2 separate regions of the Homo sapiens genome follow, and region 2 is linked to region 1. A link is a contact called in ENCODE Hi-C data. All regions are on one chromosome and are shown on one strand. The core of a region is the stretch at or near the end of the contact, and the rest is flanking DNA. Distances in the headings are between cores, read along the strand shown. Region 1 has its middle 13 kb from the start of NANOGP8. Region 2 has its middle 65 kb from the start of MIR3942.

The links. Hi-C counts contacts between places; a loop is a spot of excess contacts on that map. Pooled maps may share reads with other maps.
Region 2: a loop to region 1 is called in a map of Calu3, with 4 times the contacts of the local background. The contact joins two enhancer-like sites. A Hi-C loop is called at or near these places in 1 of 168 maps with a recorded cell type or tissue (Calu3), 4 of 37 single-sample maps with no recorded cell type and 4 of 50 pooled maps.

Annotation. Positions count from the first base shown.
Region 1 is chr15:35,068,790-35,075,062 of GRCh38, reverse strand. No RefSeq gene overlaps it. Among named protein-coding and RNA genes, the nearest start is that of NANOGP8, 13 kb to the left of the region's middle. Within about 2 kb of position 3,847, at least 2 of the 41 ENCODE cell types and tissues checked have a DNase peak (open chromatin) inside an H3K27ac peak, as active enhancers do.
Region 2 is chr15:35,304,179-35,310,451 of GRCh38, reverse strand. It overlaps a transcript of DPH6 not described here. Among named protein-coding and RNA genes, the nearest start is that of MIR3942, 65 kb to the left of the region's middle. RefSeq lists a silencer at 1,390-1,684. Within about 2 kb of position 3,996, at least 10 of the 41 ENCODE cell types and tissues checked have a DNase peak (open chromatin) inside an H3K27ac peak, as active enhancers do.

The sequences.
Region 1 (6,273 bases), core at 2,598-5,097:
GCAGTGAGCCAAGATCACGCCACTTCACTCCAGCCTGGGCGAAAGAGCGAGACTGTCTCAAAAAAAAAAAAGAGAGAGGTGTTGATAAAAGAACAGAAACGTGAGGTCAAAATAGGGTTTTTTGTTCTTTGTTTTTTTAATTCAAGAGACTTGAGTGTGTAGAAATATTTATGGAAAAGAGAGTGTTGTCATATTAATTTTACAGAACCTCAAAGAGGTTAAGCAGCTTCCCCTAAAGTCACACAACCAGCAGAGTTAGGATGCAAACCCAGGTCTGTCTGACTAAAGTAAATACAAACATAAAGAGTGTACAACTTGGCTCTAAGTACTGGCTTCTCAATAGAATTCACTAGATCAGAATCATATTCCAATTAGCACTAGTAGAAAAAATATATATATCATGTTTTCAGCCCTATTAAGAGACCAAGAAACTGAAGCTAAAAGTAAGCATCTGGCTTAAGCTTACACAGCTCACTATTGGCAAATCAGGTCCGGGGCGTTCACTGCTCTTAGTCTTCTTATATTCTACCTTTCATAGCATTTCCGCTTGGTTAAGGAGCCAATTTGGAGTTGGAGAACAAAGCATAAAGTATCTTAGTATAACAACTGATCGGATTAAGCTATTTAGATTTGCCATATACACGTCTGTATCACAGCAAGGGAAACTGCCAACAGAGTAAACAGACAACCTACAGAATGAGAGAAAATAGTTGCAAACTATGCAGCCAACAAAGGTTTAGTATGCAGAATCTATAAGGAACTTAAACAACTCAACAAGCAAAAACCACGTAACACCATTAAAAAGTGGGCAAAAGACATAAACAGAAACTTTTCAAAAGACATCCAAGAAGCCAACAAACATATGAAAAAACATTCAACATCACTAATCATCAGAGAAATGCAAATCAAAACCACAATGAGATATCATCTCAGCTGGGCACGGTGGCTCCCGCCTGTAATCCCAGCACTTTGGGAGGCCACAGCAGACAGATCATGAGGTCAGGAGTTTGAGACCAGCTTGGCCAACATGGTGAAACCCTGTCTCTACTAAAAATACAAAAAATTATCTGGGTGTGGTGACTCGCATCTGTAGTCCCAGCTTCTTGGGAGGCTGAGGCGGAAGAATCACTTGTACCCGGGAGGCGGAGGTTGCAGTGAGCAGAGATCGTGCCACTGCACTCCAACTTGGGCAACCGAGTGAGGGTTCCTCTCAAAAAAAAAAAAAGATATATCATCTGACCCATGACAGAATGGCTTGTAAAAGCCAGAAAATAACAGATGCTGGCGAGGCTGGAGAGAAAAAGAAGCACTTACATGCTATTGGTGGGAATGTAAAAGAGTTCAGCCACTGTGGAAAGCAGTTTTATTTCTCAAAGAACTTAAAACAGAACCACTACTCAACCCAGCAATGAGATTATATGCTCAAAGAAAAAAAAATCATTCTATGAAGAAGACACATGCACTCATACATTAATCATAGCACTATTCAGAACAGAAAAGACATGGAATCAACTAGGTACCCATCAACAATGGATTGGATAAAGAAAATGTGGTACATATACACCATGGAATACTATGCAGCCATAAAAAGAACAAAACCATGTCCTTTACAGCAACATGGATGTAGCTACAGGCCATTATGCTAAGCAAATTAGCAAAGGAACAGGAAACCAAATACTGCATCATGTTCTCACTTACAAGCAGGAACTAAACATTGGATACACAGGGACATAAAGATGAGAACAACAGGGCTGGGTGCAGTGGCTCATGCCTGTAATCCCAGCACTTTGGGAGGCCAGGGCAGACAGGTCACGTGAGGTCAGGAGTTCGAGACCAGCCTTGCCAACATGGGGAAACCCCCGTCTCTACTAAAAGTACAAAAATTAGTCTGGTGTGGTGGCACATGCCTGTAATCCCAGCTACTTGGGAGGCTGAGCTAGGAGAATGCTTGAACCCAGGAGGCAGAGATTGCAGTGAGCTAAGATCATGCCATTGAACTCCAGCCTGGGCAACAAGAGCGAAACTCCGTGTCAAAAAAAAGAAGAGAGAGAAAAACAGACACTGGGGACTACTAGAAGCAGGAGAGAGGAAGGAGGACAGGGGCTGAAACACTACCTATTGGGTACTATGCTCAGTACCCAATAGGCAGTGGAAGTAATAAGAGTAGAAGTTAAAGATCCTGGGTGATGGGGTCTTTCATACCTCAAACCTCAGTGTCATGTAATAAACTCATGTAACAAACCTGCACACATACCCCTTAAATCTAAAATAAAAGTTGATATTATATTTTTAAAAAGTTTTTAATCTACACATGGGATAAAATTTTATGATATTTCTCACACATACTCCCACACTTACAGTACATGTAAACACTAATGAAAATATGCAACTAAAATCTAACCCAGCAATTGCACTCCTGGACATTTATGCCAGAGAAAAGAAAACACAGTCACACAAAAACATGAATGCTCCTAGTGGCTGTATTTGTAACAGCAAAAAAAGTAATCAGCATCAATGTCCTTCAACAGGTGAATGGTTAAATAAACTGTGGCGCATACATACCATGAAATACTACTCTGTAATCAAAAGGAGGAAACAATTGATACACACAAGTTGGATGTATGTCCAGGGAATTTTGCTGGGTGAAAAAGAAAGCCCATTCCAAAAGATTACAGGCTATAGATTCCATTTACATAAAATGACAAACTTACAGAGATACACAGCAGATTAGTGGTTGCCACGGGTCGTATTGGGATGGGGGATCCGGAGGAAAGTAGGTGTGGTTATAAAAGGGCAAGAACTGTTCAATATCTTGATCGTATTGGTTGATACACGAATCTACATGGGTGATAAAATTGTGTAGAGCTTAATACAAACACAAACGAATAAAAGTAAAATTGTTGAAATACAAATAATGTCAGTGGATTGTATTGATGTCAATATCTTAGTTGCAATATACCATAGTTTAGCAAAATGGTAGCATTGGAGGATACTGGGCAAAGTGTACAAGGGACCTTTTTGTATTGTTTCTTACAACTGCATATCAAAATTATCTCAATAAAAATTGTAATAAAGGCCGGGCGCGGTGGCTCACACGCCTGTAATCCCAGCACTTTGGGAGGCCGAGGCGGGCGGATCACGAGGTCAGGTGATCAGGACCATCCTGGCTAACACCGTGAAACTCCGTCTCTACTAAAAAAAAACGTACAAAAAATTAGCTGGTCGTGGTGGCGGGCGCCTGTATCCCAGCTACTCGGGAGGCTGAGGCAGGAGAATGGCGTGAACCCAGGAGGTGGAGCTTGCAATGAGCCGAGATCGCGCCACTGCACTCCAGCCTAGACGACAGAGCAAGACTATGTCTCAAAAAAAAAAAATTGTAATAAAAAGAGAAAAAAAAATCCATGTCACTCTTTGTGAGCCCAAAGTGGTCTAAAAACTGCTCAGCATGCTAACATGTAAATTCTACTTATTTAAAGTAGAATTGTGACGGTATATACTAAGCCTATGTTATAGTTCTAGTAAAAAATAACAAAATCGGCAGTTTTTCAACTCAGTGTCTTTGACTTGGTTAAACAAATGTGTAATTATTGTCAAAATTTTCCTCAGGGAAATGAATATATCATTTTTGCACTTCTTGTATGGTTTACCAAAAAGTTGAGTAACTGCAGATTGCATAATTGAAGGAAGTTTTGAAAATGAAAGCTGTAGGTAGGTGAAGTGGCTCACGCCTGTAATCCCCGCACTTTGGGAGGCCGAGGCCGGCGGATGACCTGAGGTCAGGAGTTTGAGACCAGTCTGGCCAACAAGGCGAAACCCTGTAAATTAGCCAGGCATGGTGCCGTGCGCCTGTAATCCCAGCTACCCGGGAGGCTGAGGCCTGAGACTCGCTTGAACCCAGGGGGCGGAGCTTGGAGTAAGCCGAGATCGCACCCCTGCACTCCAGCCTGGGCAACAGAGCGACACTCCGTCTCAAAAAAAAAAAAAAAAAGAAATATAGAAATAATGTCTCCCTCCAGAGCAAAGGGCAGTCTGCTTACTGCCCATTATAAAAGATTCAGGTTTTTTAAGCTTAGAGTTCTTCTCCTAGAGCACAATCCACCATTTGCTGGCACCCCTTGAAACTTCAGGCCAGGGGAGCTGTACAAATGTACTCATGCTCATGCTGCTGGCTGAGCCATGAGTAATAATGTCCTTTGCCTCTGACCCAGAAGTCTACTGTCTTCTGCCAGCATCCAGAAGCTTGGAAATAGAGCAAAATCTCAGATCTATTACAGGTCTTCAAACCTTATACGATTTAAAGATTAAATGAGTTTGTTTGTTTGTTTGTTTGTTTATTGAGATGGAGTCTCACTCTGTCGCCCAGGCTGGAGTGCAGTGGCGTGATCTGGGCTCACTGCAACCTCCGCCTCCCAGGTTCAAGCGATTCTCCTGTCTCACCCTCCAGGATAACTGAGATTACAGGCACCCACCACCACACCCAGCTAAGTTTTTTTATTTTAGTAGAGACGGGGTTTCACCGTGTTGCCCAGGCTGGTCATGAACTCCTGAGCTCAGGCAATCCACCCGCCTCAGCCTCCCAAAGTGCTAGGATTACAGGTGTGAGCCACCAAGCCCGGCCACGAGTTTCTTCATTTAAAATGCTTAGCACAGCCAGGCGCAGTGGCTCATGCCTGTAATCCCAATACTTTGGGAGGCCAAGGCAGGTGGATCACGAAGTCAGGAGGTGGAGACCATCCTGGCCAACATGGTGAAACCCCATCTCTACTAAAAATACAAAATTAGCCAGGCGTGGTGGTGCATGCCTGTAGTCCCAGCTACACAGGAGGCTGAGGCCAGAGAATTGCTTGAACCTGGGAGGCAGAGGCTGCAGTGAGCTGAGATCACACTACTGCACTCCAGCTTGGGCAACAGGCAGGACTCTGTCTCAAAAAAAAAAAAAAAAAAAAAGTGCTTAGCACAATTCTTGGTACTTGGTAAACATTCAATAAATGCTCGCTCTACTTACATTATAACCATCAAAATACAGGTATGCCACTGGGAGAGCCACGTAAATAAATGTGTGTGTGTATGCTTGAAATCCCCCGAGCAGGAATTTAGTCCTGTGGGTTAAGGCTTTATATTTCAAAGTGTATGCTTTTATATATTCCAGGTACAAGGGCCCATAGGGAGATTACTTTCATAGCTGTTCTTTGCTATGGACACCTCATAATCTATCCACATCCCCTGGTAATCAATGTTCATTTCTCATAGCAGAGCCTGGCAAGGGAAATCTTAGGAGGTGTTCATTTTACGTGATTGGAAGAGAGATTTTGAACATGAGTTGTTGTCTAGGTAAACAAATTTGAGTAGGACCCAAGAATCTCATCATGAGAACATGGTATGTATTTGTCTTGCTCACAACTTTATTCCCAACATCTAGCACAAGGTCTAGCACACAGCAGAAGCTTAGAAAATATTTGTTGAGTGAGTGAATTTCTATGACAGAAAGAAATTCAGGGGAGTCTTTCTTTTCCTTGGCCATCCAGAAATAGATGTCTGAGTTATTGAAGTGCCCCGTCCTCAAATTATCCCTGCCAAACTTGGCAACCATTTCACCTACTGAAAAGAAACTCCATCAAAAATCTAAGATAAAAAGAAATGATAAAATAACAAAACAAACTTTTGACCCACTTTGTTGTGCATTGGAAGGCACGCTTTGGCAGACAAAAAGGCTCAATGCTGTGTAATTGTCGTCAGTGTTTCACTTAATATTTTAATGAGCTGAGCAACTGACATTTTGACTGAACACATGCCTTTGGTGGCTCTTGTTGCTAAGCAAAAGAGTGTATAAAAAGCTTGTTGTCCTTTTTTTTAAAAAAAAAATAATTTCTTAAAACGCAAATACATCCCAACTGCCACTTGGATTTCTACAGAGACAATTCCTGTCATCCTTCCTCCTTCCTGCCCAAGCCAGCTCTTCTCATCATTTCCTCTGCTCCCGCAGAGTTGCTGAGTTGGGTTCCACGCTCCTCTGCTAGTTCCTGGATTCACAGCAGATCCTTCTGAGCCAGGACATGTCTGCCAGGACAGGCAGTGCCATTTTTAGCTATTTCTCTCCTCTCTTCTCCTCAACCTTCCACAGAACAACATTTGTACATTTATTTTAATATTCCTTCTTCTTTCAATTCAGCTGGCTGTCTTAACGTTTTCTCTACATCTGACACTTCTACCCATTTGCTCCATGATTTTCCCTTTTTTCTCCTCTCTTTTTTCTCCTTTCATTTTCCTCTCTCT
Region 2 (6,273 bases), core at 2,747-5,246, 240 kb before region 1:
AAAAGATCCTCTTTTCTCGCCCCACTGTTCCTCAGGTAAAATGAGAGAAGCCACAGAGCATGCAAGGCTGGACTGCCTACCCTAGAACAGTCCCTTACTGGCCCTTTTTAAGATGTGCAAAAAGATGGAGTTTGAAGAGTTAAAGCTGTTGTAATTATAACCCTTAAATTTCCGGAGCCTGGTTAGAGGACAGCATGGGGAATGCCTAGTGCTTCAATTATTTTGCAAAAATGCCATTTTTGTGAAATGAATCCCACTGTCCCTAAAGAATATCCATTCTCGTTCTACGTGGTGTTCTCAATCTGGGCTACAAAATTAAGTGGTGCTGATGGATGAGTTTCATTCTGATTTAATTGGTCTGGAATGGGTTCTGGGTTTCCAAGTGATTCAAATGTTCACCTAAGTTTGAGTCACTGCTCTAAAACTACTGTGACACAGGGGGAAAAAAAAGTTTTCTTCTAGGCCCAAAAGTTGTGATTTCAAGAGCTGGCATAAGAAAAGTGCTACTGACAGCCAAAAAATGCACACAGGAGGATCCCACTGATTATAGATATTCACATTTCAAGATCACATCACTCTGAAACATCTGATTAATTCTAAAGGTAACTTTCAGAAATGTGCCAGGCACTTAAAAGTCAAAGGGATTTTATTTTTACCAAAAAATATGTCTTTTTAACCTCAACCTGTGAGGAATCACTTTTAAGATCACTGTTCAGAAAATAAACAACTTAATGAATTAGTTCCATTTTGCAACATTTCATACTCTAGAAATTTCATCAAAGAAATGATTGGCAAACTTTGAGGAAAATTGGTTCATCTAACTTCCTTTTGTTAGTAGAGGAGAAAAACAGCATGAAATACTTATTTCCCCCTATGCCTTTTCGCTCTTTAAAATGGGTTTAAGGCAGTTACTATGAATTCTGTCTCTAAGAAGGAAAGTTTCACACAACTAATTTTCATTAGGAGTGATATGAGATAATTATCATACAAACATGCTTCCTCTTTTTATGCTGTCTTTTCTAATTTATGCATTGCCACAATCAGTCATTCTACCTGTGCTAGCTCTAGGATGGGTTGAGGAAAATATTTTTTTCACTTGAATATTAAATATTCTCTTTCTTAATGACCTACTTCATCATGTCCTTTGCTCTGTTTTCTTTTCCTGATATCATTTTCTTTTCTGAGAAAATTATGTCTAAAAACGGTAACTGCCAAATTATGTTTGACCCATTGGTTAGGCATTTCTGATTCTAGCTGCTAGAATGGAATGAATCTTTTAGGAGCCAGCAGCTTAGCTCTCACACCAGACACTGGTCCAGAACACTGCCAGAAGGCTGCACTGCAATCAGACTTCAGTTGTGAGAGTTCTTAGTTTCCTCACGCTCCTCCCTCTGTGAAGTATATTTAGCTGAGCTTGTGCATATGACTTCAGTTCATAAAAAGTTTACAAGTGCAGCTGGAATGCTTAGCATCTGATTGTTACATAAATAAGCATTTGAGAATGTATGTAAACTTGACAGTGTTAGTACCAGATGTTCCAGTAACACAATAATGTACTTTGAATGTCCGTTCTCACTCTCAGCTTGTTTATTTTGGCAGTACTTCCTTATCTGCTAACTTTCAGATAAGCATATATTTGCTATCTCCATAGTGTTGATCCTCTTATTGTTACATTCAAATTACATTTATTATATTTAGTGTGTAGAAGTACAAATAACAGAAGCACTAAGACCTAAAATCATTTTTACATATGTCTCCTTAAAATACAAACTATCTCAGCTCCTAAATGTTTATGGCATATAAAGAAGAAAGAATCTTCTCTGGGTATAGGTATAAACTCATTTCGGTAGGAATTGTCTTTCCAATTATGGGTTATCCAAGTACTTTTTTTTTTCTTTTTGGCCACCAGGCACTTAAATTAAGAGATTTCTGTTACTGTAAAAATTCCCCTGCCTTCCTCAGGTCTTCCCCACCCCTCACCATACCTGACAATTGTTTTGTTTTGCTTGTTTTGGGAGGGTTACTTTATTTTATTTTTGGTTGGAAATAAAAATTGTATACATTTATGAGATACAATGTGATATTTTGCTATACATTTACATTGTGGAATGATTAAATCAAGCCAATTAACATATCCATCACCTCACATACTTTTTTGTGGTAAATCATAGAAGCTTTTGACATTCTAGAGGTTTTATTTATTTATTTATTTATTTATGCAGTGACAGGATCATAGCTGACTGCAGCCTCAACCTCCTGGGCTCAGGTGATTCTCCCACCTCACCTTCCTGAGTAGCAGGGACTACAGGCGCACGCCACCACATCCAGCTAATTTTTATATTTTTTGTAGAGAGGTTTCACCATGTTGCCCAGTCTGGTTTTGAACTCCTGGCCTCAAGCAATCCTCCCACCTCAGCCTCCCAAATTGCTGGGATTACAGGTGTGAGCCACCATGGCTGACCAGAAGTTTTTATTTCCTCAGAGGTTAATTGTGCAGTTATTTCAGACATGCGGAAAAGTAGCATGAATAAGAATGATACTAGAATGTTCACATATCTATATATTTTGTACCATCATTCACCTGTTGCTGACATTTGCTCCATCTGCATTACCAGATAACTGTGCTCACTCATTCTCTTTTATCTCTCTGAATATATGTGTGTGTGTGTTTGTATATATGCATATATATACACACACATAAGATATGCATATATGTATATGTGTATACACATGCACAACACATTTTTTCTGAACCTTTTGAAAAGTAGTAGCATGGTCCTTTACTCCTATATACTACAATACCTAAAAATAAAAATTTCCTAAAAATAAAAATATTGTTTTATATACAAGTAAAGTTAAAATTGATGCATTTTTCTAATCCTTCATCTGTATTTCAATTTTGTTAGTTAACCCAACGATATCCTTTATACTGTTGTTTTTCCTCAGGAAAAACAGGGTCGGGACTGTTTTTAGGACTCAACCTAGGATCAGGTATTACATTTAGTCTCTTCAGTCACCTTTAATCTGGAGCATTTCTATAAAGCTTTGTTTTGCTTTTATAGCATTCAAATTTTTGAAAACTGTAATTCCATCTTTAATAATAGAGAATTCTTTGTTTTGGTTTTACATGATGTTTCTTTGTGGGTAGATTGAGGTGACATGTTCTGTGCCCAATACAGAGTGAGAGATGATGTGCTCTTCTCAGGGTGTCACATCAGGAGGCACACTATATCCATCTGCCCTCAACGGGGATGTTAATTTTGATGACCTAGTCAGAGTAGTGCCCAGTTTCTCTACTGTGTGGTTATCAGTTTTTCTCTTGCCACTAATAAGGAAACAATTTAATGTAAATATACTAGATTACAGCTTTTTAAATGACTTGAACTAAACATATTTTTGTGATTGTACTGTGCACAGTCATACTATAAAAGCCCTAAAGTTGCCCAGACTTTCCTATCTACTTTTCTTTATCCCTGAAATGCTCTCTTTCCTCTCGGCCACCTCGCTCTGAAACTGCCTTTGTTCTTAAGGGCCACGTGACAACATCCACCCAGTCTTTTTGCTTCCTGACTTTTCTCAGTCTGAGCCTGACTTCTGGAATCAGACTGAACATGTTGGGTGTGTTCTCTGCAGAGAGCTCTGCTGAGGTAATTACAGGTTCTGGAAACCATAGTGACCTGAACTTTACTGAGGGAGGTAACCTATTTGGAGATAAAGTCCAAATATGGTCAAGAATGAAAGCAAAAGTTTGAAGCCAGAAAGTCAATTCTTAGCCTCAGAATGGGAGGTTATGTAAGGCCCCAAAAGGGCAATCAATCATGAAATTCAAAGCCAAAATCAACAGGTTGAGAGACGTGGTACAATTTGTGTTAAGGCAATAGGTTTAGAATTAATGCCCTGAGGTTGATAGAGGTCTGTCTTTATGTGAAAACAGCTCTGCAGCAAAGACACAAGCCTGATAGCCTAACAGAGCCTGACTCTGCCCTGCTTTGGCTTTGAATGATAGAACACCATGACTCAATAAGGGGCATGACCTCAGAGAGGGTAGAGCAGGCTCCCAATAAGAGTAAGCATAGTGAGGATGCATGGTGCAGTTCTAGAAAGAAAAGAGCCAATTGAGTGCATCACTTGAATTATTTCCCTTGGTGGGAAATGTATTTTATTTCTATGTAATATTATAAAAAACAGTTTAGAAACACACTGTATTATAAACTTTAAGCTCACTTCCAAAGATACAGGAGAACAAGAAAAACATGCATGAAGTTAGTAAAAGTGATCTAATTAGCATTCTTATAGAATGAGCTGTAGATTTACTGGAGTCTTACTAAAGGGAAAAATACCAGAGCACCAGACTAGCACATCAATCATTTGAGATTGTCTGACAGTCTTGAAGAGGATATCCTGGCTGCAGAAAGCACACTGCTGTCTTAAGGCTAGGGGCCCAGGTCAGAACATAGGAAGAACAAAAGATGAGCAGTTTTGAAAGGAACCAGCTGGCTTAAGGTGATCCAAAGTGCACAGATGTTAAAACCTTAGTGTTCCAGCAATACAATTACCCAAAACAAGAATAACAGAATAACCACTACAAAATTATAAGACTCGATTTAGCTTTTTGACCCTTGAGGTCTGAGTATTTATGTCATGCTAATTTTTTACTACTTTAATGTAATTATATTTTGTGTCTTCTGGTTGATGGCTATAAAAAAACAAAATTTCTTACAAAAGTTGAATACTAAATTGTAACTGATCTTTATTAGAGATATGTATAGAATTCTGTCTATGTGAGATCTTAAAGATCTTTCGTGCTTTTTAAATGGTCTAAGCACAATAACCAATACTTCATAATTTCCTGTGTAATTATCTCAAACTTCCTCATACTTAATACAGGTGGTTTTATGGCAAGTCAAGAGATGGTAGATCTCAAGTCAATTATGAACTTCCTAAATTGGTAATTGAATGTAAAACAGAATAATCTAAAACTGAAAACTAAAGTGGTTTGAATCACAGGAATAATCAGGAACTAAAAACATACGAGATTTGGAAAATGTTAATTTTGTTGTTTCACAGTGTGAGTATGTGGTTAAAGTCATGAAAAATAGCTCAACATTCTTTAAGACCTTAGTCATTGTTTTCTATTTAATGATGTTGAACACTTTGTGAGTGTAAGGGGTGTTATTAATAATTATTTGGAGGCAAAACACACCCTAGAAAAGAGTTACTGTGTGCCCTTTAAAGATATTTAAAATGAAGCATCATCTATAGTAGAACCAACAGCGTACTACCTGACTTGAGACAACAAGTTTACTTACTCAACAGACATTATCAAACACTTCAAACCTTTATGGATATCTCAGTACCTTTAATGAGTATATGAGTTGGTCATGTAAAAATTCCATGTTGTATTCACCATACCATACAAGGAGATCTCCCTTGCTGTCATGTGAAGATGTGAAAACAATAATATTAAAAGTGTCCCTCTGTGACTAGTTGTCTATATTTTCAATTCTAGGGCAGAACAGCATAAAATAAGCAGAATTACAAGTTTGATTATCAAACTCTGTAAGTATATCACGTTCGTTTGTTATTTGTATTCAGAGAATGTGAGGGTGAGACTATGTAATTTAGCTGCAGCTTGCTGAGTTTTGTTTTTTTTTTTTTACCATCCAAATAGCTTCATAGAGATGAGCTTTGAAGAATGGCTTAAACATACTGTTTTTTTATTTCTTCTCAGGTTAGTGTCACTTCAAAAATAAAAATAAAAATAGGCACTCTTACTGGAACATCAGGAGTAATGCTGGGTATAAACAGGATTAGAATATACTTAACTGTGGTAATCCTTCCCGACACACATAGAGATGAATTGATAACTGGATTTGGCATTTCAAATATTTTTTACCAAGGCAAAGGCTTTAGGGTGTTTTCTCGGAATTAGAGAGTTTAGAGATGAAAAAGGTACCATTTATTATTTTCTCTTTCTGTCAGCTTAGGACTTCTCTTTGCAATCATGTTTATAATACTGGGCCTGTCTGTTCTTAAATGTTTCACCTGTTGAAGGATGTTCCATCAGAGGGTGTGCTAAAATCTTAGATTGTATGTGCCAGAGGTTTTGACTGAATAATATTCTGATAAAATCAAGGAAGGTAATGTATTGGAAAGGAACTTGGGCTTACAATCAGCAGTAGTGAGTTCTAGTCAGGAATCTGTAATATAATCTGTACATGATCTTGAGCAAATCACTTAGTGTCTCTCAATTTTCTGTTTCCTCATGTGAGA